Linked DNA regions of Homo sapiens: region 2 is linked to region 1. A link is an interaction called in ENCODE POLR2A ChIA-PET data of the cell type or tissue named here. Cell type or tissue: GM12878. All regions are shown on one strand. Each heading gives the region's core, and the rest is flanking DNA. Links, peaks and the distances in the headings are about the cores only.

The links. ChIA-PET counts read pairs that join two places held together with the same protein. Peaks named below come from ENCODE experiments on the same cell type or tissue, not always from the same donor. Only the 100,000 strongest peaks of a DNase experiment are listed, where the experiment ranks them.
Region 2: POLR2A ChIA-PET joins it to region 1 with 7 read pairs; 2 of 35 experiments call an interaction of 5 or more read pairs at or near these places.

Annotation. Positions count from the first base shown.
Region 1 is chr19:35,687,332-35,702,619 of GRCh38, forward strand. No RefSeq gene overlaps it. Among named protein-coding and RNA genes, the nearest start is that of ZBTB32, 9.6 kb to the right of the region's middle. RefSeq lists an enhancer at 14,767-15,006. In GM12878, for the core only: no CTCF peak of the experiment used is centred there; a DNase peak (open chromatin) is centred at 9,740; H3K27ac peaks cover 2,075 bases.
Region 2 is chr19:36,037,569-36,052,856 of GRCh38, forward strand. THAP8 (THAP domain containing 8) reads right to left here. Exons shown (of 4, transcript NM_152658.3): 2 at 2,376-2,568; 3 at 1,755-2,150. LOC101927572 (a long non-coding RNA gene) reads left to right here. Exons shown (of 4, transcript NR_170988.1): 4 at 13,257-13,549. It also overlaps the pseudogene RNY5P10. Among named protein-coding and RNA genes, the nearest start is that of THAP8, 9.1 kb to the right of the region's middle. In GM12878, for the core only: no CTCF peak of the experiment used is centred there; no DNase peak of the experiment used is centred there.

The DNA of each region.
Region 1 (15,288 bases), core at 8,310-10,809:
GCCTCAAACGGTCTTTCTGCCTCGGCCTCCCAAAGCACTGGGATTGTAGGCATGCACCACCACACCCAGCTTCCTATTCTAAGAGCTCAGGAAACTGTGGACTTTCTAATTATGAATCAGGGATATTCTTGATCCTGTATAATCAGAACCAAATGCAGAAATAAACTTCCTGCTGAGGCTGCAATCGTCTCTAGTGAACCTCAATGTCAAGTGTTTGGGGCACTACCCATCCTCAACACTCACCAAAGGGACCCTCATATATGCATTTATAAAAATAAAGTCCGGGCGCGGTGGCTCATGCCTGTAATCCCAGCACTTTGGGAGGCTAAGGTGGGCAGATCACTTGAGGTCAGGAGATCGAGACCAGCCTGGCCAACATGGTGAAACCCCATCTCTATCAAAAATATAAAAAATTAGGCCGGTCACGGTGGCTCACACCTGTAATCCCAGCACTTTGGGAGGCCGAGGCGGGCGGATCACGAGGTCAGGAGATTGAGACCATCTTGGCTAACACAGTGAAACCCCGTCTCTACTAAAAATACAAAAAAAAAAAATTAGCTGGGTGTGGTGGTGAGTGCCTGTACGTAGTCCCAGCTACTCAGGAGGCTGAGGCGAGAGAATGGCGTGAACCCGGGAGGCGGAGCTTGCAGTGAGCGGAGATCACGCCACCGCACTCCAGCCTGGGTGACAGGGCAAGACTCCGTCTCAAAAAAAAAAAAAAAAAAATTAGCTAGGTATGGTGGCGGGCACCTGTAGTCCCAGCTACTCGGGAGGCTAAGGCAGGAGAATTGCTTGAACCCAAGAGGTGGAGGTTGCAGTGATCCAAGATCGCACCACTGCACTCCAGCCTGGGCAACAGATCAAGACTCCATCTCAAAAAAAAAAAAAAAAGAAAAAAAAAGTCACACTTGAAAATGCTTGGTGCGGCCGGGCATGGTGGCTCATGCCTGTAATCCCAGCACTTTGGGAGGCCGAGGCGGGCGGATCATGAGGTCAGGAGTTCGAAACCAGCCTAACCAACATGGTGAAACCCCGTCTCTACTAAAAATACAAAAATTAGCCAGGCATGGTGGTGTGCGCCTGTAATCTCAGCTACTTGGGAGGCTGAGGCAGGAGCATGGCTTGAACCCGGGAGGCGGAGGTTGTGGTGAGCTGAGATTGTGCCATTGCACTCCAGCCTGGGCAATAAGAGCAAAACTCCATCTCAAAAAGAAAAGAAAAGAAAATGCTTGGTGCTTTTACTGTGAGATGATGAGCCCATGAACTCAGCATATGTTAGCGTGAATATGTTTCTGGCTGAGGATCTTTAAAGAATGTTTGTGGAGGCCGGGTGCAGTGGCTCATGCCTCTAATCCCAGCACTTTGGGCAGCCCAGGCGGGTGGATCACAAGGTCAGGAGTTCAAAACCAGCCTGGCCAATATGGTGAAACCCCGTCCCTACTAAAAATACAAAAATTAGCTGGACGTGGTAGCATGTGCCTGTAGTCCTAGCTGCACAGGAGGCTGAGGCAGGAGAATCCCTTGAATCCAGGAGGTGGAGGTTGCAGTGAGCCAAAATCGTGCCACTGCACTCCAACCTGGGCAACAGAGCAAGACTACGTCTCAAAAACAAAACAAAACAAAACAAAACAAAAGAATGTTTGTGGAGTTTATGCCAATTGATATGCATAAAATCAGTTTTTTTCCTTTATTATTATTATTTATTTTTTGAGATGGAGCCTTGCACTGTTGCCCAGACTGGAGTGCAGTAGTGCCATCTCGGCTCACTGCAACCTCCACCTCCCGGGTTCAAGTGATTCTCCTGCCTTAGCCTCCCAAGTAGTTGGGATTACAGGCACCCGCCACCACGCCCAGCTAAGTTTTTGTATTTTTAGTAGAGATGGGGTTTCACTATGTTGTTCAAGCTGGTCTCAAACTCCTGACCTCATGATCCACCCACCTCGGCCTCCCAAAGTGCTGGGATTACAGGCGTGAGCCACCGCGCCCGGCTATATATTTTTTTAAGACAGAGTCCCATTCTGTCACTCAGGGTGGAGTGCAATGGCAGGATCATGGCTCACTGCAGCCTCAACCCCCCAGACTCAAGCGATCCTCCTGCTTCAGCCTGCCAAGTAGCTGGGACTACAGGTGCATAACACTATAACTGGCTAATTTTTAAATTTTTTGTAGAGACGGAATTTTGCTGTATTGCCCAGGCTGATCTCAAACTCCTAAGGCTCAAGTGATTCTCCTACTTCGACTTCTCAAAGTGCTGGGATTATAGGCATGAGCCATTGTGCCTAGCTAGTTTTTTCCTTTAAAAACCACACTGCTGACCAGGCGCAGTGGCTCACGCCTGTAATCCCAGCACTTTGGGAGGCCAAGGCAGGAGGATTACCTGAGGTCAGGAGTTCGACACCAGCCTGGCCAACATGGTGAAACCCCGTCTATACTAAAAGTACAAAAAAATTAGCCGGGTGTAGTGGTGCACACCTGTAATCCCAACTACCCAGGAGCTGAGGCACGAAAATCCCTTGAACCCGGGAGGCGGAGGTTGCAGTGAGCTGACATCATTCCACTGGACTCCAGCCTGGCCGACAGAGCGAGACTGTCTCAAAAAAAAAAAAAAAAAAAAAAACCCTGCAAAAGAATTTAATGGCATGAAAAAAATGCTTGGGAAATTGTGACATGAGAAAAACAGATTACAATGTAGCATGCCAAGTATGATTCCTTCCCTGATAAAAATATAAATATGTGCATGTTTGCATTTTTTTTAAAAGAAAGTCTTCCAAAGGTTATTGAGGAAGAGGACACATTTGCAGGGGATCTTTACTTCATTCCTTGGACATTTTGGTATTTTGCAAATATTTTATGATGACTATTGCCTTTGTCCTCTAACAAAAAATCAAGAAATATATCTTAGTTAAAATGTCCCTGCTGGACATAAAATGTACATTGAGAAGAGAATTATCCTACTAAATATTTTCAAACTTTATCTGAGCAGTTAAGGTGTCCGGAATTGGTGGGTTATTGGTCTCACTGACTTCAAGAATGAAGCCGCGGACCCTCGCGGTGAGTGTTACAGCTCTTAAGGTGGCGTGTTTGGAGTTTGTTCCTTCCGATGTTCGGATGTGTCCGGAGTTTCTTCCTTCTGGTGGGTTCCTGGTCTCGCCGGCTCAGGCAGGAGTGAAGCTGCAGACCTTCGCGGTGAGTGTTACTGCTCATGAAGGCAGTATGCACCCAAAGAGTGAGCAGCAGCAGGATTTATAGCAAAGAGCAAAAGAACAAAGCTACCACAGCACGGAAGGGAACCCCAGCGGGTTGCCGCGGCTGACTCGGGCAACCTTCTTTTATTCTCTTATCTGGCCCCACCCACATCCTGCTGATTGGTCCATTTTACAGAGAGCCGAGTGGTCTGTTTTGACAGGGTGCTGATTGGTGCGTTTACAATCCCTGAGCTAGACACAAAGGTTCTCCATGTCCCCACTAGATTAGCTAGATACAGAGTGTCCACACAAAGGTTCTCCAAGTCCCCACCAGAGTAGCTGGATACAGAGTGTCGATTGGTGCATTCACAAACCCTGAGCTAGACACAGGATGCTGATTGGTGTGTTTACAAACCTTGAGCTAGATACAGAGTGCCGATTGGTGTATTTACAATCCCTGAGCTAGACATAAAGGTTCTCCACCTCCCCACCAGACTCAGGAGCCCAGCTGGCTTCACCCAGTGGATCCCGCACTGGGGCTGCAGGTGGAGCTGCCTGCCAGTCCCACGCCGTGCGCCCGCACTCCTCAGCCCTTGGGTGGTCGATGGGACTAGGTGCCGTGGAGCAGGGGCGGCGCTCGTCGGGGAGGCTCAGGCCGCACAGGAGCCCACGGGGTACGGGGAGAGGGGAGGCTCAGGCATGGCGGTCTGCAGGTCCCAAGCCCTGCCCCGCGGGAAGGCAGCTAAGGCCCGGCGAGAAATTGAGCACAGCAGCTGCTGGCCCAGGTGCTAAGCCCCTCACTGCCCGGGGCCGGCGGGGCCGGCCGGCCGCTCTGAGCGCGGGGTCCACCGGGCCCACGCCCACCCGGAACTCGGCGCTGGCCCGCAAGCACCGCGCGCAGCCCCGGTTCCCGCCTGCGCCTCTCCCTCCACACCTCCCCGCAAGCTGAGGGAGCCGGCTCCGGCCTTGGCCAGCCCAGAAAGGGGCTTCCACAGTGCAGCAGCGGGCTGAAGGTTCCTCAAGTGCTGCCAAAGTGGGAGCCCAGGCAAAGGAGGCGCCGAGAGCGAGCGAGGGCTGTGAGGACTGCCAGCACGCTGTCACCTCTCAGTAAGACAGGTCAGGGCTGGGCACAGTGGCTCACGCCTGTAATCCCAGCATTTTGGGAGCTGAGGCAGGAGGATTGCTTGAGGCCAGGATTTCCAGACCAGCCTGGCCAACATAGTGAGACCTCATCTCTCCAAAAAATTTAAAAATTAGCTGGCCATAGTGGTGCGCACTTGTAGTAACCGCTAGTCGGGAGGCTGAGGTGGGAAGATCGCTTGAACCCAGGAGGTAGGGGCTGTAGTGAGCTGTGATGGTGCCACTGCATTCCAGCCTGGGCAATAGCAAGACCCCGTCTCAATAATAATAATAATAGGCCAGGACTTGCTAGATGGGAGGCCGGGGTTTGACCTGACCTCTGACCTCTGGGCAGTCAGGTAGGTAGGCCGCCATCTCTGACCCACATCTGCCACTTGGCTTTCGGGCTCCATCCTACCATATACCTGCAGAGTGTGGCTCAGTCAGACCGGCAGCAGCGTGGCCTCACCCAGGCGGGCCTGCCTGCAGGACAGGTTTGTCCGCCCCAGCCCCCAAACTCAGAGGCCGGCTCCTGTGGGTAAGAGGGGAGCAAAGAGGTCAGGGCTATGTCAGGGCCCGGACCCCTTGAGGGACAGGCAGCCATTTGATGGCTGTTCCCCCCACACCCCAGGTGACTGCATCCCTCCTCAGCCTCTAACCCTCCACGGCTCTCCAGCGCCCTCCTCACCTCGCACTGAGGGCCCGTGTGGCTTGGCCCCTTGCCACCTCTCCAGGTATCTCTTTCTCTCTCTTGCTCCACTGAGCCAAGCTCTCTCTCTCACCATCTGAGATCACAGAATGGAAATAAGAAACTGTGTTATATAGCAATCAAGCCAGGCACATGCCTCTGACTACATCCACTTTTGCTTACACTCCTTCCATGAGGGCAAGTTGGTTCTTTTTTTTTTTTTTTAACTAAAACGTAAAAACACACACCCCTGCCCTTTCCTCAGGTGTCCCACGCCCACCAATTCCTCCTCTCTGGTCCCCGCGTCCTTGGCTGGTGTTAGAAAAATGGCTACAAGCTTCCTGGGAATCAGATAATAAAGCTTACAGGAACTCTTCCCAGATTTAAAAGAGCTTAATAAATAAATAAATAAAGCTTACCTTCTAGAGGGGAAAATAGATAAAACCAATAAGAAAAACACATGTTAGAGGCTAATAAGTGCTAAGGAGAAAAATAAAAGAATGAAAGACAAAACAAAAACCTAGCCGGGCGGGGGGGCGCGGTGGCTTACGCCTGTAATCCCAGCACTTTAGGAGGCCAAGGCGGGAGGAACGCTTGAGGAGTTCGAGACCAGCCTAGGCTACATAGTGAGACCCTGTCTCTACAAAACAATAAAAAAATTTTTAAAAATCGCTGGCCATGGTGGCAAGCACCTGCATCACAGCTGCTCAGGAAGCTTAGGCAGGAGGATCACTTGAGTATGGCAGTCGTCGCTGAAGTGAGCCAAGATGGCACCACTGACTCTGTCAGCCCAGATAACAGTCTCAAAAAAAAAAAAAAAAAAAAGATGACTGGGCATGGTGGTTCACACTTGTAATCCCAGCACTTTGGGAGGCTGAGGCAGGCAGATCACCTGAGGTCAGGAGTTCGAGACCAGCCTGGCTAACATGGCGAAACCCTGTTTCTACTAAAAATACAAAAATTAGCTAGATGTGGTGGCATGTGCCTGTAATCCAAGCTACTCAGGAGGCTGAGATAGAAGAATCACTTGAACCTGGGAGGTGGATGTTGTAGTGAGCCAAGATCGTGCCACTGCACTCCAGCCTGGGTGGCAGAGCAAGACTCCATCTCAAAAAACAAAAACAAAACAAAACAAAGCAAAAAACGGTGAGAGGGCCTGGTGCCCCCTCTGGAATGTTTTTCATTGTCTAGGTTTGACACTGTGCTGTGCCATCACGTGTGGGGCTGGGGAAAGTGCAGATTCCGGGGCACACGCCTGCCCTTGGAGCAGGGATGGAGTCAGCTCCATCTATAGGGTCTGGTCTGGGAGGAGGGAGAGGGTGCTTGCCCAGAGCAGGCTCAGACCCTAAGCCTGAGCCTAGGGAAGGGTGAGCCGACCCTGGAGGCAAATGGACCACAATCCCCCCTCCCCATCAACCTTCACCAGCGATTCCGGGATAAATGACACAGACAGCACTGAGAATTCCATGGTAGTCGTTATTATTACTGTTGTTTTTATTAATAGCAGGGGCCCCATCACTTACCTGTGGGTTATCAATTTATTACCTCTCAGTTCCATTTGTCATCTGGTGCCAGGTTAGGCTTTGTCAATAGAGGGCGCTGGAGAGCCACTGAGGAGCCAGGGCCCCTCTGCCTCACTCCAGGGCTTTGTGTTCTTCCTACTGCGCTGTGACCAGCAGGTGGCTGCTATGCTCCACATTATAGGGAGTGACCTCCACTGCCACCCTCTCCTCCTTCTCCCTCCTCCTCCTCCCTCCTCCTCCCTCCTCCTTCTCCCTCCTCCTCTTCCTTCCTCCTCCTCCTCCCTCTTCCTCTTCCTCCCTCCTCTTTTCTTTCATCCCTCTTCCTTTCTCCTCCTTCTTCCTTCTCCTTCCTTCACCCTCCTCCTCTTCCCTCCTCCTTTTTTCTCTTTCTCCTCCTCTTTCCTCCTCCGCCTTCTTCCTCCTCCTCCTCCTTCTTCCTACCCCTTCTCCTCCCCCTTCCCCTTTCTTTTAAAAGACGGGGTCTCAGCCAGGCACAGTGACTCACACCTGTAATCCCACCTGTAATCCCTCACTTTGGGAGGCCAAGACAGGAGGATCACTTGAGCCCAGGAGTTCGAGGCTGCAGTGAGCTATGGTAGCACCACTGGACTCCAGCCTGGGCAATAGGGGGAGACTTTGTCTGAGAGAGAGAGAGAGAGAAAATGAGAATCGCACCGTGTCGCCCAGGCTGGAGTACAGTGGCAGGACCATAGCTCTCCAGTGCCTTCTTGAGTCTAGCTAGGGACTTGTCACTTAACCCAACAGATCTATTTAAAACATGAAGTAGAATCATTGTTTCTCACAGAATCAGCTGCCTTCTCAGATCCTCTACAAATGGAAACAGAATCATGCAAAACAGGGAAGGTAAAGGGACAAGAAAATGGTCTTTTTGAAGAGCTGCTCCCAGCCCTGCTGGACAAAATGACCAAAATAGGATCCCTGGTATTAAAGTTCCTCTCATAAAAATCCATTCAGAAAATTGAGGACACTTTGGGAGGCTGAGATGTGAGGATTGTTTGAGGCCAGGAGCCTGGGCAACAGAACAAGGCCCTGTCTCAAAAAAAAAAAAAAGAAAAGATACATATATATATATCTGTACCCAGAGTCAAGACAAGCAATATTTGTTGTCTAAAAACAACTCTGGTTCAGGGTACATCAGTTAACTTTTTTTTTTTTTTTTTTTTGAGATGGAGTCTCGCTCTGTGTCCCAGGCTGGAGTGCAATGGTGCGATCTCAGCTCACTGCAAGCTCCACCTCCTGGGTTCACGCAATTCTCCTGCCTCAGCCTCCCAAGTAGCTGGGACTACAGGCACCCGCCACCACGCCCAGCTAATTTTTTGTGTTTTTAGTAGAGACGGGGTTTCAGCGTGTTAGCCAGGATGGTCTTGATCTCCTGACCTCGTGATCCGCCAACCTCGGCCTCCCAAAGTGTTCAGATTACAGGCATGAGCCCCCACACCCAGCCTTTTTTTTTTTGAGACAAGAGTCTTGCTCTGTTGCCCAGTCTGGAGTGCAGTGGTGCAATCTCAGCTTACTACAACCTCCACCTCCTGGGCTCAAGTGATTTTCTGCCTCAGCTTCCCAAGTAGCTGGGATTACAGGCGTGCGCCACCACACCTGGCTAATTTTTGTACTTTTTGTAGAGACAGGGTTTCACCATGATGGACAGGCTGGTCTCGAGCTCCTGGCCTCAAGTGATTCTCCCACCTCAGCCTCCCAAAGTGCTGGGATTATAGGTGTAAGCCACCACGCCCAGCCCAAGACAGATACTTTAAGAAAGTAAACTGGCCAGGACAGTGGCTCACACCTGTAATCCCAGCACTTTGGGAGGCCAAAGCAGGCAAATCACTTGAGGTCAGGAGTTTGAGAGCAGCCTGGCCAACATGGTGAAACCCGGCCTTCACTAAAAATACAAAACTTAGATAGGCGTGGTGGCAGGCACCTCTAAATCCAGCTACTTGGAAGGCCAAAACAGCATCATTTGAACCCAGGAGATGGAGGTTGTAGCGAGCCAAGATCCTGCCACTGCACTGCAGCCTGGGTGACAAAACAGGGCTCTGTCTCAAAAATAAAATAAAATAAAGAAAAAGAAAATAAAGAAGGGAACTTAGGTTAAGTGAGGTCATAAGGGTGGGGCCCTGATCCCTGATGTCCTTATAGAAAGAGACACCAGGAGTGCACACACACGGAGGGAAGGCCATATGAGGTCACAGTGAAAAGGTGGCCTTCTACAAACCAAGGACAAATGCCTCAGGACAAACCAACCCTGCTGGCACCTTGACTTTGGACTTCCAGTCTCCAGAACTGTGAGAAATAAATGTCTGTTGTTTAAGCCCCCTAGTCTGTGATATTTTGTTACACAGCCCTAGCAGACCATTACATTCAGTCTCTTCTTTGCTTCCCACTGTGTCCTTTCTACCAAGCACCATGCCTAGCACATAGTAAGTACCCCCAAAAAGATGCACAAACATCATCGCCTCCTGTGGGAAGCTGTCCCTCACCCTTCTCCACTCCTTCTCCCCTTAGCTTAAGTGCCTCTTCTCAGCTTCAGTTCCTACACTTTCCACTTGGCTCTTGAAGAATATGTTTTGAGGTCTAATTCCTCTCTAGCAGGTGAAATGTTTGAAGGCAGGGGCTGGGTCTTCCCCAGGGCTCAGCACCAATGGCATGCACCATCAGAATTTTTTGTTTTGTTTTTTTGAGATGGAGTTTCGCTCTTGTCACCCAGGCTGGAGTGCAGTGACCCAATCTCAGCTCACTACAACCTCTGCCTCCTAGGTTCAAGCGATTCTTGTGCCTCAGCCTCCTGAGTAGCTGGGATTACAGGCGCCCGCCACCATGCCCGGCTAATTTTTGTATTTTTAGTAGAGATGGGGTTTTGCCATGCTGGCCAGGCTGGCCTCCAACTCCTGACCTCAAGTGATTAGCCAACCTTGGCCTCCCAAAGTGCTGGGATTACAGGTGTGAGCCACTGCGCCTGGCCAGGAGTTTAATAAATATTTGAGTGAAAGTAAGTTTCTTGACCTTGACGCATGGGCCCTAGAGAGCTAGAAGACCTGAATTCTAAGCTTCATTCCTGTGCAACTGTGGACACTGAGCCTCAAATGTAATCATGGTCTGGGGTTTTTCCAGAGATCAAAGCTTGGGGAAAGTCCTTTGTTCTCTGAAAGGTACAGGGTTATTTTCACATCTGTTATGAACACTCGTGCCGTTGAGCTGAGCTCCTGAGTCTTAGTCAGCTGCCTGGCTCCAGGTGGACTTCCTGCTGTACCTCAGATATACTAAGCTCACTCCTGCCTTGGGGCTTTTGCGCTTGCTACTGCTTCTGGGAACACACTGCCCCCAGGCTTTCCCATGATCCCTTAATTTTCAGGGTCTACACCACAGCCAAGGCAGATGACACTGATTGCAAGGAAACAACTCGGTTACAGGGCATTGGGGAACAGAAGAAATGCCACTATTCGGCTCACGCCTGTAATCCCAGCACTTTAGGAGGCCGAGGTAGGTGGATCACAAGGTCAAAAGATCGAGACCATCCTGGCCAACATGGCGAAAACCCGTCTCTACTAAATATACAAAAATTAGCTGGGCGTGGTGGCCCGCGCCTGTAGTCCCAGCTACTCAGGAGGCTGAGGCAGGAAAATCGCTTGAACCCAGGAGGCAGAGGTTGCAGTGAGCCGAGATCGCGCCACTGCACTCCAGCCTGGAGGGCAGACTCCATCTCAAAAAAAAAAAGAAGAAGAAATACCACTGCTCTATTAGTTCATTTAATCCCCTCAATGACTTTGAGAGGTACACACTTTTTTTCTTTTTTTTTGAGACAGGTTCTCACTCTGTCACCCAAGCTGGAGTGCAGTGTTGCAATCATGGCTCACTGTAGCTTCTACCTCCTGGGCTCAGGTGATCCTCTTACCTCAGCCTCCCCAGTAGTTGGGATTACAAGTGTGTGCCACCACACCTGGCTAATTTTTGTATTTTTTGTAGCCATGGGGATTCGCCATGTTGCACAACCTGGTCTTGAACTCCTGAGTCCAAGCAATCCTCTCACCTCAGCCTCCCAAAGTGCTGGGATTACACATGTGAGCTACCACGACCGGGAGTATGTACCTTTTTTTTTTTTTTGAGATGACGTCTCGCTCCGTCACCCAGGCTGGAGTGCAGTGGTGCAATCTCAGTTCACTGCAACCTCCCCCTCCCAGGTTCAAGCGATCCTCCTGCCTCAGCCTCCCGAGTAGCTGGGATTACAGGTGCCTGCCACCACACCCAGCTAATTTTTGTATTTTTAGTAGAGATGGGGTTTCACCGTGTTGGCCAGGCTGGTCTTGAACTCTTGACCTCAGGTGATCTGCCTGCCTCGTTCTCCCAAAGCGCTGGGATTACAGGCATGAGCCACTGCACTCAGCCACTCAGCCCTTTTTTTTTTTTTTTTTTTTTTTTGAGACATAGTCTCACTCTGTTGCCCTGGCTGGAGTGCAGTGGCATGATCTCAGCTCACTGCAACCTCTGCCACCTGGGTTCAAGCGATTCTCACGCCTCAGCCTCCCGAGTAGCTGGGATTACAGGCTTGTATTTTTAGTAGAGACAGGGATTCACCATGTCGGCCAAGCTGGTCTCGAACTCCTGACCTCAGGTGATCCGCCCACCTCGGCTTCCCAAAGTGCTGGAATTACAGGTGTGAGCCACCATGCCTGGCCAATATGTACTATTAATATGCCCATTTATGATATGACCATTTAATATGCCCAGATGAAGAGATTAAGGCCCAGAGGGGTTAAGCAATTTGCCAAAGGTCTCACAACTAGTAAATAACAGGGCCAGGATATGATGCAGACAGTTTGGATCCAGCATTCAGCTACCTAGGCTGCAAGGCTCTCTGCTTCTCAGTGTACAGTTAAGCTTAGTTAGTGTAGGATCTGGCATGGGGAGTTGCTCAATAAGCAACTGAAGGCAGGGGCTTTTTATTTATTTTTCTACTTCTTTCAGACATTTAACTCTCCAAATCTTACAGTCCAACCCCCCAAGCCAAGCCAACAACCCTTCCTATACCATCTTGCCAGAGCCCAGGGTCCCTCACTCCATCTTCTCATGCCTTCCTGGCCCATAAAAAGGATTCAATAATTTGTAGTAATTAGCTGGGCATGTTGGCATGTGCCTGTAGTCCCAGCTCCTCAGAAGGCTGAGGCAGGAGGATCGCCGAGGCTAGGAGTTTGAGGCCACAGTGTGCTACGATCGCACCTGTGAATAGCCACTGCACTCCAGCCTGGGCAACACAGCAAGACCCCATCTCTAAAAAAACAAAACACAGGAAACCTGTATTGTAGACCAGCTTATTAAAACAGAAAGAAAATAACCAGGTGTGGTGGCACATGCCTGTAATCCCAGCTACTCGGGAGGCTGAGACAGGAGAATCGCTTGAACCTGTGAGGCAGAGGTTGCAGTGAGCCGAGATCGTGCCATTGCACTCTAGCCTGGGCAACAGAGTAAGACTCTGTCTCAAAAAAAAAAAAAAGGAAAAAATATGAATAATAAAAAATTGTAGCAATTATCACTAGGGCTTCTCAGTGAGAATCAGTGAGAAACTCCAAAGGTTCTGAGGCTGTAAAGTATATTCCCAACCACCTTTAGGGTCAAAGTTGGGACAAGATGAACTAACTGTAAATAAGGCTTGTTGAGTGAGAGGACTTCTCAACCAATCCAACCCAGGATCTACCAGACAAGCACTTCCTGAAGGTAATGTGGTTCAGGGGTGATCTCCTGGGTCAGGCAGATCTGGGTCTGAATTCCAGCTTCGGTTACTCCTCAGGGAGTAACCGAAGCTGGATCCGCCCGCCTTGGCCTCCCAAAGTGCTGGGATTACAGGTGTGAGCCATCAAGCACCCAGCCGGTTTTTTTTTTTTTTTTTTTTTTGAGATGGAGTCTTGCTGTGTCTCCCAGGCTGGAGTGCAGTGGCGCAATCTCAGTTCACTGCAACCTCTGCCTCCCGGGTTCAAGCGATTCTCCTACCTCAGCCTCCTGAGTAGCTGGGATTATAGGCATGCGCCACCATGCCCAGATAACTTTTGTATTTTTGGTAAAGATGGGGTTTCACCACGTTGGTCAGGCTGGTCTCGAACTCCTGACCTTATGACCCACCCGCCTTGGCCTCCCAAAGTGATTGGATTACAGGCGTGAGCCATCATGCCCGGCCTCGTTTCTTCATCTTTCAAATAGGAAAAACACAGTGTGAGGTGTGATGAAGAACTCAGGCTTGGATTCAGGTCTTGCATCATTCTACTCCTTGCTCAGCCATGGACTAGCTGTGTGAGCTGAGATGAGGAGCTTCACCTCTGTGAGCCTTGGCTGCCTATTCCAATGCGTGTTGGCGTCATTCTGTTTCCTATAGTGGCTGGGGATTCCCTGGGACCATGTGTGTCTGCACTGTGGTCACTGTAGTTGGCAGGATGGAGGCAGTGTATAAAAATGTTTAGGAGCTTAGGCTCTGGAGTCAGACTGCAACAGGCCTAGTTCAAATTCCAGCTCTGACAATTACTCCCAGTGAGATCTTAGGAAAATCAGTTTCTTCTCTGAACCTGTTTTTGTTTTTTTGTTTTGTTTTGTTTGAGACGGAGTCTTGCTCTGTTGCCCAGGCTTGAGTGCAGTGGCGCGATCTCGGCTCACTGCAACCTCTGCCAGGTTCAAGTGATTCTCCTGCCTCAGCCTCCCCAGTAGCTGGGATCACAGGCATGTGCCACCATGCCCAGCTAATTTTTTTTGTATTTTTAGTAGAGACAGGGTTTCACCATGTTGGCCAGGCTGGTCTCGAACTCCTGGCCTCAAAGGATCCACCCGCCTCATCCTCCCAAAGTGCTGGGATTACAGGCATGAGCCACTGTGCCAGGCCAAACCTCAGTTTTTGTATCTGTCAAATGAGAATAATAACAGTAAATATCCGATAGAGTTTACTATGAAGAGTCAATCTGATGATGTAGGTAAAGCACTTAAAACTGGTCTGGGGCCTGGCACAGTGGCTCGTGCCTGTAATCCCAGTACTTTGGGAGTCCAAAGCAGGAGGATCCCTTGAGCCCAGGAGTTTAAGTCCAGCCTGAGCAACATAGTGAGACCATCTCTACAAAATAATAATAATAAATAATAAATTAATTAATTAGTGATGCATGGTGTTGTGCACCTGTAGTCCCAGCGACTTGGGAGGCTAATGTGGGAGGATCCTTTGACCCCAGGAGGTCAAGGCTGCAGTGAGCCATGATCCTGCCACTGTGCTCTAGCCTGGGCAAGAGAGCAAGACCCTATCTCAAAAAAAAAAAAAAAAGCAAAGATATTATGAGACTGATTTTTTAAATACCTTTCTCTAGGCCAGGTGCAGTAGCTCACGCCTGTAATCCCAGCACTATGTGAGGCCGAGGCAGGAGGATCACTTGAAGTCAGGAGTTCGAGACCAGCCTGGCCAACATGGTGAAACCCCGTCTCTACTAAAAATACAAAAATTAGCCGGGCATGGTGGCAGGTGGCTGTAATCCCAGCTACTCGGGAGGCTGAGACAGGAGGATGGCTTGAACCCCGGGAGGTGGAGATTGCAGAGAGCTGAGATCGCACAACTGCACTCCAGCCTGGGCGACAGAGCAAGACTCTGTCTCAAAAATAAATAAATAAATAAATAAATAAATAAAATACCTTTTTGTACATGTCAGTCCATTTTCCCAAAACCAGGGCCAATGTGATCAGACCCCATCCCCATCTACAAAATCAATCCTACTTAATCATAGTGTAGCTTGAAGGTTGGGCTCTCACCACAGCAGGGTTCGAGTTCCAGCAATGCCCGTAACTGCTGCGGGACCCTAAATAAACGACTTCACCTCTTTGACCCTCAGAGGTTAACCTGGCATAGTAATCGCCTCCCTCACGGGGTTATTTAGGTTTCAACGAGTTGATGCACAAGCGTGGCACATGGAAAGGGCTCGGTAAACACGAGGTGCTATTACTCCCACCACAGTGCCAGTCCTTCTCCCTTTTTTACTTTATTTTTTATTTTTATTTTTTGAGATGGAGTCTTGCTCTGTCGCCCAGGCTGGAGCGTAGTGGCGCCATCTCCGCTCACTGTAACTTCCGCCTCTCGGGTTCAAGCAATTCACCTGCCTGGGCCTCCCGAGTAGCTGGGGTTACAGGCATCCCCCACCACGCCCGGCTAATTTTTGTATTTTTAGTAGAGACGGGGTTTCACCATATTGGTCAGGCTGGTCTCGAACTCCTGACCTCAGGTGATCTGCCCGCCTTAGCCTCCCAAAGTGCTGGGATTACAGGCGTGAGCCACCACGTCCGGCCCCTTCCCCCATTTTAGCGGTTTCGCTCCCTATCGGGGCCAGGGACGCCTCAGGCTGTCTCGGTCAGGACCTACAGCTCCGGTTGTTGTCCCAGGCTCTTCCGCGAGGTGCTCTCCTGTCTCCTGACCACCCCCATTCCTCCCCACTCCAGCTCCTCAGCGAGCGGCTGCGAAGGACGCGCACAACAACACTCCGCGCAGCGGGAAGGTACCGAACTCGCATCGCAGCCTGAAACTGCTCAACTAAGCTCCCGCCCCGCTGCTCTCTGGTCAATCTAAAGCGAAGACGAGCCTTAGGGCCAATCAGAAGCGACAGCGGTGGAGTCATGCCCGCCTGCTTGAGGCGCCCTGGCGTCTCATTGGCTATGCTTGAGAACGAATCCCAGGCTAAGCCACTTAGAAAGGAGCGGAGCCAGCCAATCAGCGGTGCAACCGCCGCGGGGGCCGGGCCAGAAGCCC
Region 2 (15,288 bases), core at 7,938-10,437, 350 kb after region 1:
GACTGCTCTGTGCCTCCATTTTTTCATCTGGAAGATAGAGACAACAGCAGTATTAAGATTATAATGAGGTTTTTTTTGTTTGTTTTTTGAGATGGAGTGTTGCTCTTGTCGCCTACGCTGGAGTGCAATGGCACAATCTCGGCTCACTGCAACCTCTGCTTCCCAGGTTCAAGCAATTTTCCTCCCTCAGCCTCCCGAGTAGCTGGGATTACAGACGTGTGCCACCACGTCCGGCTACTTTTTGTATGTTTAGTAGAGATGGAGTTTCACCATGTTGGCCAGGCTGGTCTCGAACTCCTGACCTCGTGATCTGCCCACCTCAGCCTCCCAAAGTGCTGAGGTTATAGGCATGAGCCACCACACCCGGCCTTTTTTTGTTTTTGTTTTTGTTTTTGAGATGGCGTCTCGCTCTGTTGCCCAGGCTTGAGTGCAGTGGTGCCATCTCGGCTTACTGCAACCTCCACCTCCAGGGTTCAAGCAATTCTCACACCTTAGCCTCCCAAGTAGCTGGGATTACAGGTGCGCCACCATGCCCAACTAATTTTTGTATTTTTAGTAGAGACAGGGTTTCTCTATGTTACCCAGGCTGGTTTCAAACTCCCGAACTCAAGCAATCTGCCTGCCTTGGTCTCCCAAAGTGCTGGGATTACGGGCATGAGCCACCGCACACAGACCATAGTGAGTTTTTTGTTTGGTTGTGGTTTTTGGTTTTTTTTGAGACCTTGCTTGGTCACCCGGGCTAGAGTGCAGTGGTGCGATCTTGGCTCACTGCAGTCTCTGCTTCCTGGGCTCAAGGGATCTTCCTGCCTCAGGCTCCCAAGTAGCTGGGACCACATGTGCCCACCACAATGCTAATTTTTGTGTTTTAGTGAGACAGTCTTACCATGTTGTCCAGGCTGGTCTTGAACTCCTAGGTTCAAGCGATCTGCCCACCTTGGCCTCCCAAAGTGCTAGGATTACAGATGTGAGCCACTGCATTTTTTAAAAATTAACCTTGTAGCAGTCAGGCATGGTGGCTCACTCCTGTAATACCAGCATTTTGGGACGCCAAGGCAGGTGGATCACGAGGTGAGGAGATCGAGACCATCCTGGCTAACACGGTGAAACCCTGTCTGTACTAAAAATACAAAAAATTAGCTGAGCGTGGTGGCGGGCACCTGTAGTCCCAGCTACTTGGGAGGCTGAGGCAGGACAATCGCTTGAACCTGGGAGGCAGAGGCTGCAGTGAGCCGAGATTGCACTACTGCACTCCAGCCTGGGCAACAGAGCGAGACTCCGTCTCAAAAAAAAAAAAAAAAATTAACCCTGTAGCTCCAGCTCAAAGGGTCATAGTGAGTTTTCAGCTCACTATGTTATAACTCTGTGTCTGGCAGACAATAAGAGCTTCTCAAATATTAAGTATTTAGTATTAGTAAATGGAGCAATCATTACTCAGCTCCAACCAATAGTTGCTTGGCATTGCCAGATTTTGTTTTTCAGGAAAACCTAGAAATTTGTTTTAATTTTCTGTAGAGACAGTGCTTGCTATGTTGCCCAGGCTGGTCTCGAACTCCTGGCCTCCAGCAATCCTCCTGCCTTGGCCTCCCAAAGTGTTGGGATTACAGGCGTGAGCCACTGAGCCCGGGAAAGCCAGAAATTTGGAAACACGGCTGAATGTTCTGATTTTTGAATAGGGGATCCTAGACAAAATGAAAACACACTGCAGGCCAGGCCACCACCCATGGATGGGGCTGCCAGGCTGGGGTGCCACTCACCAGGCGCTGCAGACCCCGGCGTGCCCGTGCCAGCAGGCTCTCCCCGTGTAGCTGCTGTGCCAGCCGTTCCAGGGCCTGCAGCTGCGCCTGGTGCCGCTCCTGGCACCGTTGCAGCCTCCGCACCCGGCGTTGCAGTGCTCCCAGCACTGGGCCCAGCCCGGTCTGGGCCTGTTGGGCAGGGACTTCAGGTTGTGACCGCTCAGGAGTTGGCGCAGGGGCCAGGGGGGTCAGGAGCATGGTGGCCACAGTCTTGGGGCTCCCCGATGTGGGGCCCAGCACCACTAGGCGCACTGGGCCAGAGACTGGGATGGCAGGGCTCTGGGGCAGGGGTGTATTCTTCTGTAGGGGAGGCGGCGGCGAGACTGGCTTCTGGGTGCTTCGGGTCCTCCGCTGACTCTGGAAGACAAGGCATGGGGTGCAGGGGTGCCGTGGTCAGACTTCGACTCAGGAGGAAAGGGATGGAGGGTCTGTTTCCAAGGGGGACTTGCCTAGGTAAGGCCAGACCTCAGGGAGGAAGTGTCGTCAGGAGGGGAGGGCCAAAGTTCAGACTCAAGGAGGGACTTCCCTTAGGCAGGGAGGTCTGGGGGTTGGATTCCAGCAGCAGGACCTCCCAGCGCTCACCTTGGCAGGTGGTCCCCGGGAGAAGATGGAGGGCACTGCATCAGGCCGCAGGTAGCGCACACCCCAGCGCCACTGGAAGCAGGAGGGTGTGAAGTGCTCGCTGCACAAGTGCTGGTGGCAGCTGGGCACCCAGTGCTCACAGCCCATGTGCTGCAGCCAGGCCTGCAGCCGGGGACCATCCTTCAGTGGGAACCTGCATGGGTGGTTGGGGGGCTGGGTCAGTGCTACGAGGTTCAGACTTATCCCTCCCAGAGGATACCCACCCTGGAGGTCTCTGGGCTCCAAGCCTGTGCCTCCCTAGGGCTAGGAAGTAGACCTGTCTTGTGCCCAGGCTTTCTCTATCTCATACACACAACCACAACCCTTTTTTCAGCTTCATCTTTTAGTAGTAGTATTTTGTGAGACGGGGTTTCGCACTTGTCACCCAGGCTGGAGTGCAATGGCGCGATCTTGGCTCACTACAACCTCCGCCTCCTGGGTTCAAACGATTCTTCTGCTTCAGCCTCCTGAGTAGCTGGGACTACAGGCGCACGCCACCACGCCCGGCTAATTTTTGTATTTTTAGTAGAGACGAGGTTGCACCATGTTGGCCAGGCTGGTCTTGAACTCCTGACCTCAGGTGATCCACCCACCTTGGCCTCCCAAAGTGCTAGGATTATAGGCATGAGCCACCAAGCCTGGCATTTCTTCTTATTATTATTAATTTGAAAGCTCCACCTTTTAAACACCCAGCATCAGCCCACCTCTGCCCCCTCCACTGCCCCTCCTTCCAGCCTCCTTCCTGGTCTTCCTGCCCACAGTCCCGCCCCTCCACTCCCAATTTGTTCTTCCACATCAACTTGTTGGAGCAGTTTATAAAATCAGACAGTTACGATGTGGGAGATCGTGCAGCCAAGCGAAAACGTTTCTTCCACACCATATAAATGGGGGTGTGGGGTTTCTGGATTAAGAGAGATTTAAGAAACATCAGCACAAACGCAGGATGTGGACCTTGCCTACAACAAACAATTCAGTAAAAAGACATTTTAAGACAATTGGGGAAAACTGAACATGAACTGGTTATAAGATAATTGTAAGAAACTGGTCAGGCATGGCGGTTCATGCCTGTAATCCTAGCACTTTGGGAAGACGACAAGGTGGGAGGATCGCTTGAGCCCAGGAGTTCGAGACCAGCCTGGGCAACATAGGGAGACCTCGACTCTACAAAAAAAAAAAAAAATTAGCCATGTATGGTGGTACATGCCTGTAGTCCCAGCTACTCGGGAGGCTGAAGTGGGAGGGTCACCTGAGCCTGGGAGGCAGAGGTTGCAGTGAGCCGAGATTGCGCAACTGTACTCCAGCCTGGGTGACAGAGCCAGACCCTGTCTTTAAAAAAAAAAAAAAAAAATTCATTTTGCTAGGTGTGATAACTGTATTGGTTTATACTTCTGAAACAGTCTTCTGTTAGAAATCAGTCTGAAATAATTACGGATAAAAGATCTGATGTCTGGGATTTACTTTAAAATAGTGCAGGACAAAAACTTAGAGGTGTGGGCAGGGCAGGGAAGAAGATTGGCAAAGTGTTGATAACTAGTGACACAGTGATGGATACTGAGGGCTCTACTTTTTGTGTATGCTTGAAAACACCCACTAACAAGTCTTTAAACAACTCAACAACAATAAAACACAAATAACCTGATTCAAAAATGGGCAAAGGACTTGAACAAACATTTCTCCAAAGACATACAAATGGCCAATAAGCACATGAAAAGATACTTGACATCTCCAATCATTAGGAAAACGCAGTATCAGAACCCTGATGAAATATCATCTGACAAACACCAGAACAGCTACTATTGAACAACAACAAAAAAGAGGCCGGGCATGGTGGCTTGTGTCTGTAATCCCAGCACTTTGGGAGGCTGAGGCAGGAGGATCTCCTGAAGGCAGTAGTCCAAGACCATCCTGGGCAATGTAGCAAGACCTTGTCTCTACGAAAAAATATTTTTTAAATTAGCTGGGTGTGGCAATGTGCATCTATAGTTCTATCTACTTAGGAGGCAATGTGGGAGGATTGCTTAAGCTCAGGAATTTGAACGCTGCAGTGAGCTATGATCACACTACTGCATTCCAGCCTGGGTGATGGAGGAGGAGGGGAAGGGGAAGGGGGAGGGAGTAAGAGGGGGAGGAAGAGGAAGAGAAGAACAGTGTGTGTGAGGATGTGGAAAAACTGCTGGAACTCTGGTACACTGCTGGGAATGTAAAACGGTGCTGCCACTGTGGAAAACAATATGGCAGTTCCTCAAACACTGAAAAATAGAATTACCATATGACCCAGCAATCCACTTCTGCTTACATACCCAAAAGAACACAAAACAGGGTCTTGGAGAGATATTTGCACACCTGCGTTCGTAGCAACATAAATCAGGCCTGGCGTGGTGGCTCATGCCTGTAATCCCAGCACTTTGGGAGGCTGAGGTGGGTGGGTCACTTGAGCCCAGGTGTTCAAGACCAACCTGAGCAACAGGTGAAATCTTGTCTCTACAAAAAATAGAAAAATTAGCCAGATATGGTGGCATGTGCCTAGAGGCACAGCTACTCAGGAGGCTGAGGTGGGAGGACTGCTTGAGCCCAGGAGGTTAAGGCTACAGTGAGCCATGATCACATTACTGCACTCTAGCCTGGGCAAAAGAGCGACATGCTGTCTCAAAAACAAACAAACAGACAACAGAAACATAGCAGCATAAATCACAACAGCCAAAAGGTGGAAGTGTCTATCAACAGATACATGGATAAGAAAAATGCTGCATATACATACAATGGAATTTTATTTTATTTAGTCTTTTTTTTGGGGGGAGGGAGGAGATGCAGTCTCACTCTGTCACCCAGGCTGGAGTGCCATGGCGCAATCTCGGCACACTGCAATCTCTGCCTCCTGGGTTCAAGTGATTCTCCTGCCTCAGCCTCCTGGGTAGCTGGGATTACAGGCTCCCGCCACCATGCCCGGCTTATTTATTTATTTTTGCGATGGAGTCTCACTCTGTTGCCCAGGATGGAATGCAGTGGTGTGATCTCGGCTCACTGCAACCTCCGCCCCCTGGGTTCAAGCGACTCTCCCGCCTCAGCTTCCCAAGTAGCTGGGATTACAGGTGCCTGCCACTGCACCTGGCTATTTTTGTATTTTTAGTAGAGATGGGGTTTCACCATGTTGGCCAGGCTGGTGTCAAACTCCTGACCTCAGGTGATCCACCCACCTCGGCCTCCCAAAGTGCTGGGATTACAGGTGTGAGCCACTGCATCTGGCCTGGAATTTTATTTAGTCTTGATCTGACACATGCAACAACACAGATGAACTCTGAGGGCCATTAGGGTAAGTGAAATAAGCCAGTCAAATACTGACGATTTCACTTATATGAGGTAGAACAGTCAAATTCCTAGAGACAGACAGTGGAATGGTGGTTGCCAAGAGCCTGGGGGAGAGGGAAAGAGGGAATTGTCCAATGGGGATAGAGTGTTTTAGGAGAGGAAAAAGTTCTGGAGATTGGTTATACAACACTTAACATTAGTGAATTGTACACTTAATGATCAAAATTGTACACTTAAAAATGATCAAAATGGTAGATTTTATGTGTATTTTGCCACAGGTAAAAATAATTTTAATAGGCCAGGCACGGTGGCTCACGCCTGTAATCCCAGCACTTTGGGAGGCCGAGGTGGGCGGATCACTTGCAGTCAGACCTCAAGTGATTTTGAATTCAAGTTCAAGACCAGCCTGGCCAACATGGTGAAACCCCGTCTCTACGAAAATTACAAAAATTAGCCAGGCCTGGTGGCGTGTCCCTGTAATCCCAGCTACTCGGGAGGCTGAGGCAGAAGAATTACTTGAACCTGGGAGGTGGAAGTTGCAGTGAGTCGAGATCACGCCACTGCACTACAACCTGGGCGACAGAGCAAGACTCCATCTCAAAAAAAAATTTTTTTTGTTTTAAGTTTTAAAAAATAAAAGCTTTCTCAGTGGTTGTGGGTGAGGATTATCTGATGAGGGACCCTCTAAATGTGCCCCACTTCTCCGGTTTCCGGGTGCCACTTATTCCCAGCATCTGCTCTTACCCTCTTAGATGGTAATCCACTCTCTATTTAGACCTGGGCTCAAGGCTACCCATAATAAAGACCTCCTTTTCCAGCCTTATTTGCAGCCAGGGGTGGCCACATGATCAAATGCTGGCCAGTTTGTCCTTAGCAGCTGCCAGAAACTGAGACTGTAAATGTTTATTTCAAGCTGCTAAATTTGGGGATAGTTTGTTATATAGCATTAGATAACTAAGACACATCTCATGCATATCCCATCTTCACAATGTTTTCCATATCTGTGATATTACTTATTTCATATTTTTCTTAAAACTAACCAATTTTAACTATTAAACAAAGATACTTAAAAGAGAAACTTTACATCACAATTGAAAATGGAAAATCAGTATCAATTCCATAAACAAAAGCTAACCATAAAAACATCAGATGCCATTACCTACTGAGGGTTATGAGCCTGAGGCCTGCTCTCTTTCTTTTCTTTTCTTTCTTTTTTTTTGAGACACGGTCTCATTCTGTTGCCCAGGCTAAAGTGCAGAGGCACGATCATGGCTCACTGTAGCCCTGAACTGCTAGGCCCAAGTGATCCTCCCACCTCAGCCTCCCGAGTACCTGGGACCACAGGCATGTGCCACCACACCTGGCTAATTTAAAATTTCTTTTTGTAGAGACAGAGGTCTCACTATGTTGTCCAGACTGGTCTTGAACTCCTGGGCTGAAGTGATCTCCCACGTTGGCCTCCCAAAGTGCTGCGATTATAGGCATGAGGCACCACACCCCACCCCTGCTCTCTCTTTGTTGAAAAGATAGACTAGTGAGTGCTAGAGAATTAGGGACAAAATTCCTACAGGAGAGAGGGTAAACATAGGCACATCCACACAAAAGAATACGATGCAGCTATAAAACAGAATGTAGAGGTACTCTGTGAACTGACATGCTATTGTCAGGCACACATTATGTGAAAAAAAGCAAGGTTCTAAATAGACTATCTCAGCTTTTAGTCATTGTGGTAGCCCCCAAAAGCTATCCATGTCCTAATTCCTGGAAACTGTGACTATTACTTTATTTATTTATTTATTTATTTAATTTATTTTTTTGAGATGGAGTCTCGCTCTGTCACCCAGGCTGGAGTGCAGCGGCGCAATCTCGGCTCACTGCAAGCTCCGCCTGCCAGGTTCACACCATTCTCCTGCCTCAGCCTCCCGAGTAGCTGGGACTACAGGCGCCCGCCACCACGTCCGGCTAATTTTTTTGTATATTTATTTATTTATTTATTTAGAGACAGGGTTTTGCTCTGTCACCCAGGTTGGAGTGCTGTGGTGTGATCTCGGCTCCCTGCAGCATCAAACTCCCCAAGCTCAGGCAATCCTCCCACGTCAGCCTCCCAAGTAGCTGGGACTACAGGCATGTGCCACATGCCCAGCTAATTTTTATATTTCTTGTAGAGATGGGGTTTTGCCTTGTTGCCCAGGCTGGTCTCAAACTCCTGGGCTCAAGCAATCCTCCCACCTCGGCCTCCCAATGTGCTGAAATTACAGGCGTGAACCACTGTGCCAGGCCTGAATATTACCTTATATGACAAAAGATGTGATTAAGTTAAGGATCTTGAGATGGGGAGATTATCCTGGGTCATCCGGGTTGGCCCTAAATGCCACTACAAGTATCCTTTTAATAAGAGGGAGGAGAATATATTACCACAGAAAAGAAGAGAGGGCAATGCAACCATGGAGGCAGAGACTGGAGAGATGTGGCCACAAGCCAAGCACTGCCTGCAGCCACCAGGAACCGGAACAGGCAAAGAAGAGATTCTCCCCCAGAACCTCCAGAGGAGTACAGCCCTGCCGACACCTTGGTTTTGGCCCAGGAAAGCCGATTTGGACTCCTGGCCTCTAGAACTGTTAGAAAATAATTTGTCTTGTTTTAAGCCACCAAGTTTGTTAGAGCAGCATGGGAAACTAATAGTGTAATAAAGGGAGAAATAAGAATGTCTTTCACATTTGCTGGTATTTATATAAAGAAACTATGGTAATGTGGTTTGGCTCTGTGTCCCCACCCAAATCTCATCTTGAACTGTAATCCCCATGTGTCAAGGGAGGGACATGATGGGAGGTGACTGGATCATGGGGGATGTTTCCCCCATGCTGTTCCCATGATAGTGAGTGAGTTCTCATGAGATCTGATGGTTTAAAAGTGGCAGTTCCCCTCTTGCTCTCTCTCTCTCCTGCCCCCATGTAAGATGTTTGCTTTCCCTTCGCCTTGCACCATGATTGTAAGTTTCCTGAGGCCTCCCCAGCCATTCAGAATTGTAAGTCCATTAAACCTCTTTCCTTTATGAATTACTCAGTCTCAGGTAGTTGTTTATAGTAGTGTGAGAACAGACTAAGACACATAGGAAGGACACACAAGAAACTAAAGAGGCTACCAGTGGGGAGGAGGTGGATGGGATGAACGGAGATGGGGAGAGCCAAGACTTCTCAGACAAAGGAAGATGGAGGTGGAGGGGGCAGGTAGCTGGTGAAAGAGCACAGAAAGGCTGACTCAGAGAACAGCAGTGGCACCCAGAGAGCAGAACCCCAGGGCACACAGCCAGGGAGTCTGGCTGCTGCAGTCAGCCTCCCTCTAAGATCCCAATGTTCTCAGCAGCCCCATTCTTCCGGGACACAAACACAAGATCTATTGCAACAGCATTCCCCATTCTTATTGCCACCATCTCCCAGGCAGAATCTGCCAATGGACTACTCGTATCTACTCTCTGCCTTTTCCTTACTAACAGAACTCCAACTTTCTTTGAGGCCACAATGTGTCCTGCTAAAAGACTATGTTTCCCAGGATCCTTTGCAGCTGGCTGGGGCGTGTGACTACCTTCTGGCCAAGGAATGCTTTAGTGTTGTGTGGGATCTCTGGGATGGTGCCTTAAATGGAAGGGACGATCAACAGGATTCAGCAGCTCAAAGAGCAAAGGAAAAAAGTCAATATCCTAAGAAAGGTCTCCTTAATTGGTCTTACTCTCTCTTGTTCCTCTGGATAGCAGCATTTGTAATGGGCAATGTTGCTTTCTAAAAAACTACCTTAAGCAGACAACAAGTGTTCCCCTTTGTATGCAGTCAAATGCTCTACCACTGAGCTATACCCCCATGTTCCCCTTTGTATAAACTATTTTAGTCTTGCTGGTCATCTTGTCCAGAGCATGGGGTGGCATATACTGCTAGAAGTCCTTTTTTTCTTTCTTACTAATGTAACTCAAAATTTCTTCAGGCTGATTAAATGCCCAGTTTTTAAAGACCACAATTCCCAGCCTCTTTTCCAGTTGGGGTGACCAATGATGAAAAGGTGCCATTGAACGGGGTTTCTGGGAAGGCCTTATAAAGGGAGATGATTCAGTTTAGACCTGAACGCTTTTTGCTCTTCCTCCCTTCCCTTTTCCTCCTATAAGGAATGGTGGCAGTGGTGGCTGGGGCACTGGCAGCCACCTTGGATGGAAGCCACAGGCCAAGGATGGAAGCCACAGGCTAAGGATGACAGAGCAGAAAGAGGCCGGGCATGGTGGCTCACACCTGTAATCCCAGCACTTTGGTGGCCAAGGTGGGAGGATCATTTAAGGCCAGGTGTTTGAGACTAGCCTGGCCAACATGGCAAAACCCTGTCTCTACTAAAAATACAAAAATTAGCTGGGTATGGTGACATGCGCCTGTAATTCTATAATTCCAGCTACTTGGGTGGCTGAGGCATGAGAATCCCTAGAACCCAGGAGGTGGAAGTTGCAGTGAGCTGAGACTGTGCCACTGCATTCCAGCTTGGGTGACAGAATGAGACTTTCAAAAAAAAAAAAAAAGAAAGAAAAATAGTGATAGGACCCCTCATTTCTCATGACTGTGGAGCTACTATCCCAGTGCTGGTTTGCCAACCTCTGTACTTTCTGTATATGAGGGAAAATAAACCCTGTAATAGAATGTCTGCTGTCTCTCTCCACATGAGGATTACACATGCCCACTCCATTGACTTGAGGCTTGCTATATACTTGCTCCAGCCAAAAGAATGCCAGTGAAAGTGACACAGGCCACTTCTAAATATGAAATTGACCAAGAGCCACTGGGTGATTCACTCCACTTTCTTTTTTCCTCCTCCTGCAAGACCAGCAATACTCCAAATAGGGATAGTTTATTCAGCCTGAGACCCCAATTAAGATACTGTAGAGTAGGACCACAAATGACCTGCAAAGGACATAGTGTGAGCAAGAAATACACCTTTGGGCCACGTGTGGTGATTCATGCCTGTAATCCCAGCACTTTGGGAGGCTAAAGCAGGAGGACTGATTGAGCCCAGGAGTTCCAGCCTGGGCAACATAGTGGGACTTCATTTCTTTTTTTTTTTTTTTAGACGAAGTTTCACCCTTGTTGCCTAGGCTGGAGTGCAGTGGCGCGATCTTGGCTGACTGCAACCTCCGCCTCCCAGGTTCAAGCGATTCTCCCATCTCAGCCTCCTGAGTAGCTGGGATTACAGGCGTGTGCCACCACGCCTGGCAATTTTTGTATTTTTAGTAGAAATGGGGCTTCACCATGTTGGCCAGGCTGGTCTCAAACTCCTGACCTCAGGTGATCCACTTGCCTCAACCTTCCAAAGTGCTGGGATTACAGGTGTGAGCCACCGCGCCCAGCCCAATGGGACTTCATTTCTACAAAAATTAGAAAAATTTGCCTGACAAGGTGGTGTCTGCCTATAGTCGCAGCTACTCAGGAGGTTGAGGCGGGAGGACTGCTTGAGCCCAGGAGTTTGAGGCTGCAGTGAACCATGATGGTGCTGCACTCTAGCCCAGGTGATAAAGACCCCTTCTTTAAAAAAAAAAAAAAACAAAAAAACAAAAAACACCTTTGTTGTAGTAAGCCACTGAGATTTGAGAAGTTTGTTTGTGCAGCATAACTTAACCACACTGATTCCTATAGACCCCATAATTTGTTTAAGCAACTCTTATTGCAGGACTTTGTTACTACCAAGCAGATACAATTCTAAGTGATAGGTCCCCCATAAGAGATGACCCCATTGCCACTGTCCCTGAAAGGGCCTAAGACAGAGCTAATGAAAGCTAGCCAGGCATGGTGGCACATGCCTGTAGTCCCAGCTACTCAGGAGGCTGAGATGGAGCTGGTCCGAGTGTTGTGGGTTATTGTTAAGCTGATTTAACATTGTCTCCCCACACAACCATGCTTGACTAGCATAAAAATAAAAAAGAAAAATGAAAAAAACAAAAAAAAAGGAGGCTGAGATGGGAGGACTGCTTGAGCCTGGGAGGCTGAAGCTGCATTGAGCCATGATCGCACCACAGTACTCCAGCCTGGGTGACAAAGCAAGATCATGTTTCAAAAAAAAAAAAGAGAGAGTGAACTAATGAGTGTTCCCATTGGCTGCCAAGCAGGATTTCAAGTTATTTCCTGGCAGCCACTTCCCTCAATGTGTCTCATCTTATCTCTCACCTGGCATCCATGCCCTCTCCTAAGCCTCTTTTGGAAACTGCTTCTCATCTAACTCTTAACTAAGTGGCTTCTGCAAGACTGACTCAGGGGTAGGCCCTGAGGTGGAAATGGGCTAGTCACTAGCGGGTGCCAATGAAGACATGAAGTGATTTTTATACAGTCATCTGGCTGCTATATACAGTCGTCATCATTTTCCTCCTTATTATACATACAAAGCACTTAGAACAGTGCCTGGCATAAGGTAAATACTAAGTAACTATTGTTGTTGTTATGAGAGAGGTAAGAGTGGAAACGGGCCAGGCACGGTTGCTCACGCCTGTAATCCCAGTACTTTGGGAGGCCAAGGTGGGTGGATCACCTGTGGTCAGGAGTTCAAGACCCACCTGGCCAACATGGTGAAACTCCATCTCTACTAAAAATACAAAGAATTGGCTGGGTGTGGTGGTGTGCACCTGTGGTCCCAGCTACTCAGGAGGCTGAGGTAGGAGAATCACTTGAACCTGGGAGGCAGAGGTTGCAGTGAGCCGAGATCATACCACTGCACTCCAGCCTGGGCGGCAGAGCAAGACCCTGTCTCAAAAAAAAAAAAAAAAAAAAGATGATGGCAGCCTGGACTACATGATGACAGTGGATGTGATGAGAAGTAGTCTGGGAATGTGTTTTCCTTATTTCTTATTTATTTATTTTGAGACAAGGTCTCACACGGTTGCCCAGGCTAGAGTACAGTGGCACAATCACAGCTCACTGCAGCCTCGGCTCCTGGGATCCAGTGATTCTCTCACCTCACTGTCTCATGTAGCTGGAACTACAGGTGTGTACCACCACGTCCAGCTAATTTTTTACATTTTGTAGAGATGGGGTTTTGCCACGTTGCCCAGGCTGGTCTCAAATTGCTGGGCTCAAGCGATCCTCCTGCCTCGACTTCCCAAAGTGCTGGGATTACAGGTGTGAGCCACCACGCCCAGCCTATCTTTCCTTATTTGTTAATGATTTATTTAGGAATTTCTCATTTGTGTTTATAACTGTCTTGTCAAGGTGTTAGAGATTTTGTTGTGGTTGTTGCAGGATGGAGAAATGTCTTGAGGGTAGAGCCAAAGGGTGGGTTAATGGACTAGCGGTGAATGAAAAGGAAGGATCATGGGTAACTCCCAGGTCACGTACTCAGTTCCTCAATGTTTGATCCCTCACCTATCCATGAGCTCTGTCATGGCAGAAACAAGATCTGTCAGGATTCTTTGTGTCCAGCAGGGGCTTACTTGCTTCTCCAAGAAATACTCAAAAAGTTGCTGAATTAATCAATGTTGCCAGAGTCATACACAGGCTTAAAGTCCCTTTGGCCCTACACCAGGGTCCCTCAAAGGATCCGTGACACATGGACTGCTGGCTTTCCTGGAGAGCCCATCTGAAAGGCATTCACCAAATCCACCCAACGAATCTTTACTAAGAACCTACTATGTGCCAGGCAATATTCTAGAGGTTGGAGACACAAACAGGAGGAAAGAAGAAAGACAAAGAAAGACAAAACCTCTGGCTTGATTGAACTGATATTCTAGTGGGGGAGATAATGAATGAATACATCGAAAACGCAATATGCAGACAGTGATGTGTTAAAGAGAAAAATAAAGCAGGAGACAGAGAGAATCGTGTGTGTGTTTGGGTGTCAGTTACAGTTTTCCATAGGGTGGTAGTCATAAAGGCAAGAACTTTGAAATCAGAGGGAATCACACAGGCAAAGTCCCCAGGGCAGCAACATGCCTGCCACACTACAGGAACATGAAGTAGGCCAGTGTCACTGGTGTGAAGGGCAGGAGGAAAGAGATGAGGTCACACTGGTATCAGGGAACCAGCTCTGTAGGACTTTGCAGGCCTGCTTTCTACCTGTTCCAGCCTCACTTTATTTTTTATAGTGAGGTGGGAGTCACGGAAGGGATCTGGGCAGAGGAGGGCGCTGATCTGACTCAGGTGTTCACAGGCTCCCTCTGGCTGCAAGCAGGGAACAGACTGGGGGTGACGGTGGGAGCAGGGAGACCAATGAAGAGGCTGCTAAAATAGTCCAGTCTGGAGGTGATAATTGCCAGGAGCAGGATGCAGGAAGAGGAGAGGGTTAGAAGTGATCAAATTCTGGACAGTTTGTAAAGGGAGAGCCAACTGGATTTGCTGAGGGACTGGATGAGGAATGTGTCCTAGCCCACTTAGGCTAAGACCACCAGGGACAAACCTGTAGTCCAGCACTGTCAGATTTATTTACAATGGCAATGGGAGAGTCTGCACACTAGAGATACCATAGGCCAGGGGTCCCCAACTCCCAGGCTACAGACGGGTACCAGTCTATGGCCTGTTAGGAATAGGGCCACACAGCAGGAGGTGAGTGGCAGGCAGGTGAGCGAGTGAGAGAAGCTTCATCTGTATTTACAGCCACTCCCCACTGCTCGCATTACCACCTGAGTTCCGCCTCCTGTCAGAGCAGCAGCAGCATTAGATTCTCACAAGAGTGTGAATCCTATTCTGAACTGTGCATGTGAGAGATCTAGGTTGCCCTCCATTTTTTTTTTGTTTGTTTGTTTTTTGGGTTTTTTGGTTTTTTTTTTAGATGAAGTCTCACTCTGTCGCCAGGCTGGAGTGCAGTGGCGCAATCTCGGCTCACTGCAACCTCTGCCTCCTGGGTTCAAGTGATCCTCCTGCCTCAGCCTCCCAAGTAGCTGGGATTACAGGCATGTGCCACCACACCTAGCTAATTTTTGTATTTTTAGTAGAGACAAGGTTTCGCCATGTTGGCCAGGATGGTCTCGATCTCCTGACCTCGTGATCTGCCCGCCTTGGCCTCCCAAAGTGCTGGGATTACAGGCATGAGCCACTGTGCCTGGCCAGTTGCCCGCTTTTTATGAGAATCTAATGCCTGATGATCTGAAGCGTTTCATCCCAAAACCATTCCCCCAACCCTATCCCATCCGTGGAAAAACTGTCTTCCACAAAACCAGTCCCTGGTGCCATAAGGGTTGGGGACCACTGCCATAGGCCCTATGGGCCTTTGTTTTGTGAGGGAGTCTCAACAAACAGAGTTATTTTTTAGGTGAAATGTAAACTAAGCAGTGTTCAGATTGCCTCAAAGCAAATCAGAACTGTGTGTAAAGGGATCAATATCAGGTCCGGATGGTGAAGTGGGCCCAGGGTTTGTCTTCTCAGATGCAATAAAGTTTACATAGATGTAGAATATTGTGTCCTTATCTGAAGCTCCAAACCTGGATTGTAAATAGGGACTGCTTTTCTGTGTCAAAGTGACTTAGCTCCTCCAAGCAAAAGTGAGATGTTTCATTCTTACTTGATGTGATTTCAAACAGCAAAGTTTGTGATCATCTCTGACTTTAGACAACCAAAGTTTC